3 separate regions of the Homo sapiens genome follow, and regions 1 and 2 are each linked to region 3. The links are chromatin contacts, found by Hi-C in ENCODE. All regions are on one chromosome and are shown on one strand. The core of a region is the stretch at or near the end of the contact, and the rest is flanking DNA. Distances in the headings are between cores, read along the strand shown. Region 1 has its middle 200 kb from the start of CDKN2B. Region 2 has its middle 210 kb from the start of DMRTA1. Region 3 has its middle 7.0 kb from the start of IFNA6.

Region 1 (2,740 bases), core at 114-2,613, 850 kb before region 3:
CTTCCTGCCAAACTGAAGAAACTGAACATACACAGATATTTGGGGACTAACTCTGAGGAATAATGAGAATTTAATCCCTTGTAGTCTTCAGGGTTAGCAACAGCTTGCCTGACATGTCCGGTTACATCCTGTTTGCTACACATGTGACTCCTCAAAAAAATAATAATATAATATTAATAGCACAATGTTTCATTGTTAAGATTGCTGTCACTGTGCTAATGGCTCCCCAGTATTTGCAGCCATAAGTAGACTAAGTCACTTCTTGGATGAATTCTAAATGAAAGGTTTTATGAAACAAACATATTGCCATTATGACTCTAAAATAAAAAGCCAGGATTCAATGTAAAGAATTTGACGGCAGCATAAGCCCCTAAAAAGGAAAGACAGTAAAGCATAGTGATTGAAATCTTGGCGGTGATTCCCAGTTCTTACACCGATTATGTCACCTTTAGCAGTTACTTGAACTCTCTAAGTTCTAATTTTCCCATATGTAACATAAGGATGATAATAATTCTATCTATGTCTAGGGTTCTTGTGAGGACTAAATAAAGGCATGTAAGCATACAAGGAATACTGCTCAGAAAATAAATTATCCCATGCATTCTCCTTCTCATAAATGAATCTGAAAACCAAAACCATTAGGTGACCTAAGAAAGATCACACACCTCATCAGTGCAGTGCCAAGACGGGTCAGTATAATGCTGTGGTTAAAAACATGGGCTCTGGAACAAGTCCATCCCGAGTTTAAATCTCAGTTTTTCTACTTGCTAGCTGTATAAACTTGGGCAAGTCACTTAACTTTTCTGTCTCTCAATTTTCTCATCTACAAAAGTCAAATAATAATAGTACTTCTCTCACCAGGTTATTATGACAACTTAAAAACGTAATACATGCAACTGCCACATAACAATCAAAAAAATACGATCGATTACACTAACATTGGGAATATCTGGTTCTTCCAAAAGCAAAGGTTAATGTAAAATATATGTCAACAATGCCAGACTTTTTAAACTTTATCTATAAAAACAGCCCTCACTTAAAAATAAACAACTTAAAAATTGGATATAGTTTAATAGTGACCAGAATATTTGCAGATGTCTTCTCAGATGAAGGTACACGTCTTCAATCATGGCTATGTGTCGTATTTTTCTTTTCCTATGAGGGAAAGATAGAAGACAAGCCATTCAAAAACATTTCAAACAACAACCCCAATTGCTGAAAAGTCACTTTGCAGTTTGAAAAGAATACTAACATTCAGCTGCTCTTGACATTTACAAGGAAATGTAAAGCAATGGAAAGGGCACCACACTCCCCTTTCCAGTTCAGGTTCTGCCACTTGGCCAGTCATAATGAAATTACTTGACCTCTGAGTCACCATCTACAAAATAGGGCATTTAACGATGTCTGCCTTATTACAGTTACTACACAGAACAAGTGTGTGCCATGTTTCATGAAATTTAAGATATTGTATTCATGTTGAAGACATAATATTATGCTATTTTAACTAATATATTCAAAACTATTCTGAAACAGTTAAAGGTCAGAAAACTACTTTTGTTCTTTGCTTATTACATATTCACAGGACATAGAGACTCTCATCTTAAGAAATAGTGAAGAAAAGAAACAGGAGAAAATCTTCAAATCCCAGAGGAAAAAAATTGTTTTAAACTTATCACCCTTGACAGGTGATAAAGAGGCATGCAAGACTACACTTTTTTTTTTCTTTTTTTGAGATGGAGTCTCATTTTGTCGCCCAGGCTGGAGTGTAGTGGCACAGTCTAGGCTCACTACAAGCTCCGCCTCCCGGGTTCACACCATTCTCCTGCCTCAGCCTCCCGAGTAGCTGGGACTACAGGTGCCCACCACCATGCCCGGCTAATTTTTTGTATTTTTAGTAGAGACGGGGTTTCACCGTGTTAGCCAGGATGGTTTTGATCTCCTGACCTCGTGACCCACCCACCTTGGCCTACCAAAGTGCTGGGATTACAGGCGTGAGCCACCGCGCCGGCCAAGACTATACATTTTTATATCTCTTGACAAGAATTAACACAGAGTCCCTCACATAGTAAGTGCTTAAGGCATATTTGTTAAAGGAGTAGATGGGACATAAATAAAATTTTAGGAACCAATTTACAATGGACACCACTATAACCCTATTCCAACCCTATTAAGACCTAATTTGAAAGTCACAGATCTAGACCCAGCCATCGATGGCCTAATAGAATTATGTGGCTATAACTGCCAGTACCTCCAAAAAAAGGTTAAAAAGTGGCATAGATAAAAAAGGTCTCCCCATCCCATGATTTTTCTTCCAGGAATAGACTAGACTTTGCCTTTGCATTGTCTGAAATCCTGCAAGTCAGTTGCAATCCCAAATTGTAACCAAATGGTCAACAAACCCTAGAAACCACATTTCCTACCCTCAATAGATAGGATTTCCAAAATGAAAGTGAAAGTATTCAATGGTCTTTGTACTTCATATGTAACATGAAGCACCAGAAGACACAAATGGGAATGTTTAGTGATGTGGGGGTTGGATGGGGGCTTGAATAGATCATGACCCCTCAGGACCCCTCCCACCTTCCAGGAGAGAACTTGCGGACCAGAACCCTGCTTGAAGACTTCAGGGAGCCCCACAATTCAGACTACTCCCTCCTAATCATATCACAACCAAAGATCATATGAAGACTATTCTTCAGAGTTTCATATATCTGCTGGCAGAGCACTTTGGGTGTGTCAG
Region 2 (3,103 bases), core at 353-2,852, 880 kb before region 3:
AAATAATGCAGATATGTCCCTATTCTCATTGAGTATACATTTCTAGTGAGGACACAGACAATAAATGAACAAATAAAATCACAAACACATGTTTAGAAATTATAATAGGAAGGAGGAGTATAAGGAGAGAGAATAAAGGAAGAGACCAAATTTAGATTAGGGTCAGAAATAATCTCTCTGATAAAGCAATATTTATGCTGATGCCAAAGGATGAATAGGAAGGAATTAGCCAGATGAAGAATAAAACATGGAGTCCAAAAAGAAGAAAACTTATGTCTAGTGTCAAAAGGTAGCAAAGAGCTCAGTGAGTTCAAAAAGAGTTTTTTAAATGAATGGGTAGGAATATAATGAGCAAGGCAACAGTGACCTAAGATAAATCTAAAGAAGTGAGTAGACTAGAGTGGCTCTTTGAGACTGAATTAAAATGTTTGAACTTTGTTACATGCAGTGAGGATCTTAGAAATCACCTTGTCTAAATTTACATTAAATGAAAAATATAGATATCAACAGCTCCCATGTCAACAAGCTGAACATGTCACTTCTTGAACCCATGATTATCAGGGAATTTACTGCTAAAATAGCCAGTTTTGATGCTGCTTATCATAACTATCAGAAACTCTGCCTAACAAGTTATTTTGTGTGATTTACCTTGATCTTATAGAACAGGTTTGTATGAAAGATCCAGGGCAAGTCAGTAGATCAGAATTACAAAGCTGTGAGATGTGGTTTGCTCCAAAGACTCAGATGAAGATGGATCAGAGTGGCATTTGCAGGGCTCTGGGTGAGGCAGTGAACACTTTTGCCCAGAAGACCACTACAGCAAGGGCCATGTCGAAGGCATGGGGTGAAGTGAGGGGAGTAGACAAGGGGTTTTAAAAATTTTTTAGTGTCTTCCAGATACTAGACACTATGTGAGTTGTCTTCAGGTTTCATATCATCATCACAACCACCTTATGAACTAAGTATAATCACCTTCATTTACAAATGAGGAAAGGAAAACTCAGATTATTAGGCCCTCGTCTCTGAGGACAGAACTGAAGTCTTTCACCACCAGCATTTGAAAAAGACCTGCCCTCTTTCCACCGATGAAGATGCTACCCAATAAAATTCAAGCCCAAACAGAATAAAGAGGTCAAAAGTTCCCTTTCACGTAAACCTTTGTCTTATCTTAGTATGACCCTCAAAATATCCACCCAAAGCAGGCTATCAATATCTGTTAATTAGTTGATGAAATGACATGATTGTGGCCATTCTGTAGTCTTTAAAAGGAGATCTATTTGTGTCAATAAACAACGAGCTCATTAAAAACTACCCATAAAACAATTAGGCCAAGGGAATTTTGTCTGATAACAGTGAAAGAAGGAAGTGAGGATTTAGCTGCAGATTCTGGAATGAGCCTGTTTATCCTCCAGGACCACAGCAGTTTTGTCTTCAGGCTTAAGATAAATCACTGTAAGTGTGAAGGTGTTCAGAAAAATAGGTTCTGCCATTGCTACTATGTCCTGAAGTTTCTTCCAGTTTGCCTTTGAAGAACACAGCCACTAAACCGCCGCTAGATGTCCTCAAAGTAAAAAAAAAAAAAAAAAAAAAATTATGGCAGAAAAGTACTTCGGCACTTTTAGGAACTACATTGACTTATTTGTCTAGATTATTTGACTCCTGAGCTCTAAGTGAGATAGAGGGATTTGGTAGTTAAACACGAACATCCGACCTCTGTAAATGAAATAGAGTTCTGTAAAGGAAAGGGCATTTTAGTAACTTCTCATTTTCATTTTAATTAGGATTTGTATTACTCTCCTTCAGGAAAGCAGGCCAAAGAGACTGAAGGAGCAATGGAAACATTATCCTCACCAACACTGACCAGTCACCTGAAGAGCACTGTGAGTGAATAACCCGTGGGGCCAGCTACTTAGCAATTTCAAATGCACAAAACCTGTGCTCTGGCCTATCTTTTAACATCAAAACAGCTGAAAAAAAAATTGAATAGTTGGATTGCGATTTCCTGAAATAGAAGCTGCAATACCTTTGGTTTTTTAGTTATGATATTAGCTAGTGAAAAAGCACAACTTAGCAAAGTATGTTCCCCAGTTAGTCTTTTAAATAAACTCAGACTTCCGTAGTCCCCATTGGTCTCTACAGGCTCAGAGGCCCATTTCCTCCTCGCCCCTTACCTTCCTTTTAGTCTCTTTTTCTTTTCCAGTCCTTTTCCCATCTTTGGTTCTTCTGTCTCTCCTCTTCATTTATTCCACTCTTTTAACAGTATCTTAGTTCACCATTTTTATACACAAAAAATCAACTTCTTGATAACAATTTTTAACATATTCAACTGAAATAATAAGCACTTGCCATGGTTTTCAAGAGTCAGGAAAAGGAAACAAAAAGAGGGGGGAAAAGAAGAATAAAGAAAGAAGAGGAATGAGAAAAAGAGAAAAAGATTAGAAAACAAGTTGTTCTATCTGTACTTGTTCGAAACTTGAGAAGAAAAATTAAGTTACAGAGAGATGGGGGTTGTGGGGGTAAGAGCTGTAGAAAGCTGTTTTCCTTCATTTTCTCTGCCTCCTGGAGCACTGGCCTCCTATATCATGTGTTAGGAATTTCTAATCTTACCACAGCCAGATGACTCATGCCCACTGACTGAGTCTTTAGACTTCTACAAAACACCTGAAAAGATAAATTTTAATTGAGAAAACAACCTCTCACTCCAGGGTATGCTTTCAAGATAGGTAGGGGGATTTTCAGCATTTATTTCCATTTTGTTCACTGAAGACTCATAGGGCTTAATCTTAATTTCAGACATAGTTGTGTCTGACAGCCAGAGACTATTTTCAGATCAAGGGATAAACTGGCATGGACTAAGACTTGCTTCTGCCTAGGAATAAAGACTGAAATGAGTCAAAGTTGTCCTGATTTGGGACACAAAGCATGAGGTTAATGTGGGGGGATACCTTGTCTCCTTGCGGGAGCTAGCTCATCAAACTACCCCTCCCCTCACTCACTTCACTAACTGATGTGGTTAACTATCACATCAAAGGGCAACTATCACATCAAAGGGCAACTCCAGGTTGCCCTTTGGGGATGTGTTGTTTATCTCCCTCAAGACCAA
Region 3 (2,759 bases), core at 235-2,734:
GGTTGCAGTGAGCCAAGATGTCGCCATTGCCTGAGCGACAGAGTGAGACTCTGTCTCAAAAAAGGAAAAAAAAAAAAAAGGAATATATTTAGTCTACTTTTCCTTAGAACTTAAAGGCAGTTAATTCAATTCACTTACACCACACCCCCTGTTGCTCTATACAGCACGAGCAAATGTTTGGCATTCAAAATGAATCTCAGAATCCTTTGTCATCTCACCCTCTCTGCTGTATTGATTTTATGCCCTGGTCTCTCCTTGGTTGATAAATTCATATCTATCCCCCCTTCCTTTAATGGGTCCTTCCAGTCAAGCCATTATAATGATTCTCCCTAAGGTTTCGACCTTGCATTATTGGTGTGGTCAGAATAGTTCATCCCTGCAGATTTATATTTCTCTCCCAATAGTTTTATAAAAGAGTATAATCCAAATAGTGTTATTGAGAGGACAGAGATAGTATTTTCAAAACATCATAAAACAGCCTGGCACAGTGGCTGATGCCTGTAATCCCAGCATATTAGGAGGCTGAGGCAGGAGGATTGCTTGAGCCCAGGAGGTCAAGACCAGTCTAGACAACATGGTGAAACCTGGTCTCTACAAAAAATTAGCCATATGTGGTCATGCCTGCTTGTGGTCCCAGTTACTCAGGAGGCTGAGGTAGAAGTATTGCTTGAGCCCAGGAGGTCAAGCTGCAGTAAGCAGGGATCACACCACTGCACTCCAGCCTGGGTGACAGAGTGACACCCAGTCTCAAAAAGGAAAATCTTAAAACAGTGGATGGTCCCTATTAGGCCTGCAATAAATGTTGGTGTTATCATTTTTGATATTATCATCCAGATTAAAATAGAATCTTTTGGGATCATCCAATTCTCTTCCATTAATTCCTGGTTTCTCAAGGCTATGTTTTCATTGCCTGAGTAAATTTATTAACTAGGTGGAGTCTTTAGGCAAGGCTAATATGCATTATCCTGCCAGACAACTTTGTTGGTTGTCTAGCGACTGCAGCCTGCTTACAGGCTTTTGGGAATTGATTGGTGTGACTTCTCCCTTCTGTCTAGAGCTGATCACATGTGAATTATATGAAAGAAAGTCAAGTAGCTGGTCTTGGAAAGCTGAATTCAGTCCATTGACCCAGGAATTGCTTTTCTTAGAACCTCTGGCAGATGCAGCCATTTTTCTGCCTTTGTGCACCTCAACATTGGCGTTATGTTTTCACTCTGCCAGAGGCTCTAGTCCTCAATTTTTGCTGCATTGAATTTTGCTAACTTACACTTTGCAATTAGTCAGGGGAAAGTCACTTCCCTTCTTTCACTTTCATGACAGTCAGAATGGCTTCTGTTTTCTTTCTGCCTACAAACAACTGTCAAGTACTACTTTCTAGAAAAGTTGAAACAAGAGACAAGAAAACCACAAAATCTGGAAATTATAAAGAAAACCACTGCGGCTCTTTTGCCTTTCTTTTATTTCCCTTTGTTTGTGTGACTTCATAGTGAATTAGAATGTAATGTGGTAGCAGCAAGACAAACTTTGCCCAGTAAACCACTACGTTAAAAAGGCGTTCTAAAAATTCATTTGTTGTTGAGGTTTAAATTTAAAATGAAGAATCACAAATCAATCAGTAAAGGAAAGATGGCTATGACTGTTTAACATGATAGCATGGGAGCTCACTGCCCTGCACGATCAAAGTTTCACATAGACAGAGGAGCAAAGAACTTTAACAGATCACGCTGAACTGGTGAACAACTGAGGGTCACCATTTTCTGTAATATGAGCCTCTGAAGAGAAACATTACCTTTGAGTCTTTTGTGCCTAGCTCAGAAATTTCAAGCATAAAACTGTTCCATAGTTTAAAAGAGTTGAAGATAGCAAAACAGTTGAAGAATAAAAGCTGTACTTGGCAAAGTTAAAATTATTTAACTACTAAAGATAAAATAATCACAATAGGATAATTCCTTTACCTACTTAGACAAAACAAACCTTTGCAATCAGCCTTCTAGGGGTGTTGAGACTTTTGGTACCTAGGATCTGGGTCAGGAGATGAGGGGGTCACCACTGGGAGCAAATACTCCTTCACACAAAACTCTAGGGGCAAGAGCAAGGGTCAGGGGCATTTATTATTTTGGCAACAAAGAAGCAAGGCCCTCCTTGGGAAAAGAGTTCCAAAATCATCAGGATTTGATGAGCCTACACTTACGGAATAACTTGATGTGATAAATACCTTGTGAGTGATGTGATACTAAGGAAATAACATTATTTTGATATTAAAATTTCCACACCCACATGCACCTGAAAAAAAATAATGAAATTCCTCTTAGGGGTATTGGTAAAGCCTGAGAAGTGCTATATTTCTCCAGTAACAAAATAATGGACTGGGTCGGGTAGCTCACACCTGTAATCCCAGCACTTTGGGAGGCTAGGCGGGCGGATCACTTGAGCTCAAGAGTTCCAGACCAGCTTGGCCAACATGGTGAAACCCCGTCTCTATTAAAACACACACACACACACACACACACACACACAAACACACACACACAAACACACACACACACACACACAAAATTAGCCAGGTGTGGTGGGGCATGTCTGTAATCCCAGCACTTGGAAGGCTGAGGCATGAGAATAGCTTGAACCCGAGAGGTAGAGGTTACAGTGAGCCGAGATTGTGCCACTGCACTCCAGCCTGGGTGACAGAGCAAGACTCTGTCTCCAAAAATAAAATAAATTAATGAAAGAAAGGGCCTTGACCATATTAATCGAATCTT

What was found. A loop is a pair of places that touch in the nucleus more often than their neighbours do. Pooled maps may share reads with other maps.
Region 1: a pooled map shows a loop between it and region 3 (7-fold over the local background). The contact joins two enhancer-like sites. A Hi-C loop is called at or near these places in 3 of 50 pooled maps.
Region 2: a pooled map shows a loop between it and region 3 (6-fold over the local background). The contact joins two enhancer-like sites. A Hi-C loop is called at or near these places in 3 of 50 pooled maps.

The regions. Positions count from the first base shown.
Region 1 is chr9:22,209,079-22,211,818 of GRCh38, reverse strand. No RefSeq gene overlaps it. Among named protein-coding and RNA genes, the nearest start is that of CDKN2B, 200 kb to the right of the region's middle. Within about 2 kb of position 1,363, at least 5 of the 41 ENCODE cell types and tissues checked have a DNase peak (open chromatin) inside an H3K27ac peak, as active enhancers do.
Region 2 is chr9:22,237,615-22,240,717 of GRCh38, reverse strand. No RefSeq gene overlaps it. Among named protein-coding and RNA genes, the nearest start is that of DMRTA1, 210 kb to the left of the region's middle. Within about 2 kb of position 1,602, at least 6 of the 41 ENCODE cell types and tissues checked have a DNase peak (open chromatin) inside an H3K27ac peak, as active enhancers do.
Region 3 is chr9:21,356,501-21,359,259 of GRCh38, reverse strand. No RefSeq gene overlaps it. Among named protein-coding and RNA genes, the nearest start is that of IFNA6, 7.0 kb to the right of the region's middle. RefSeq lists an enhancer at 1,476-1,575. Within about 2 kb of position 1,484, at least 3 of the 41 ENCODE cell types and tissues checked have a DNase peak (open chromatin) inside an H3K27ac peak, as active enhancers do.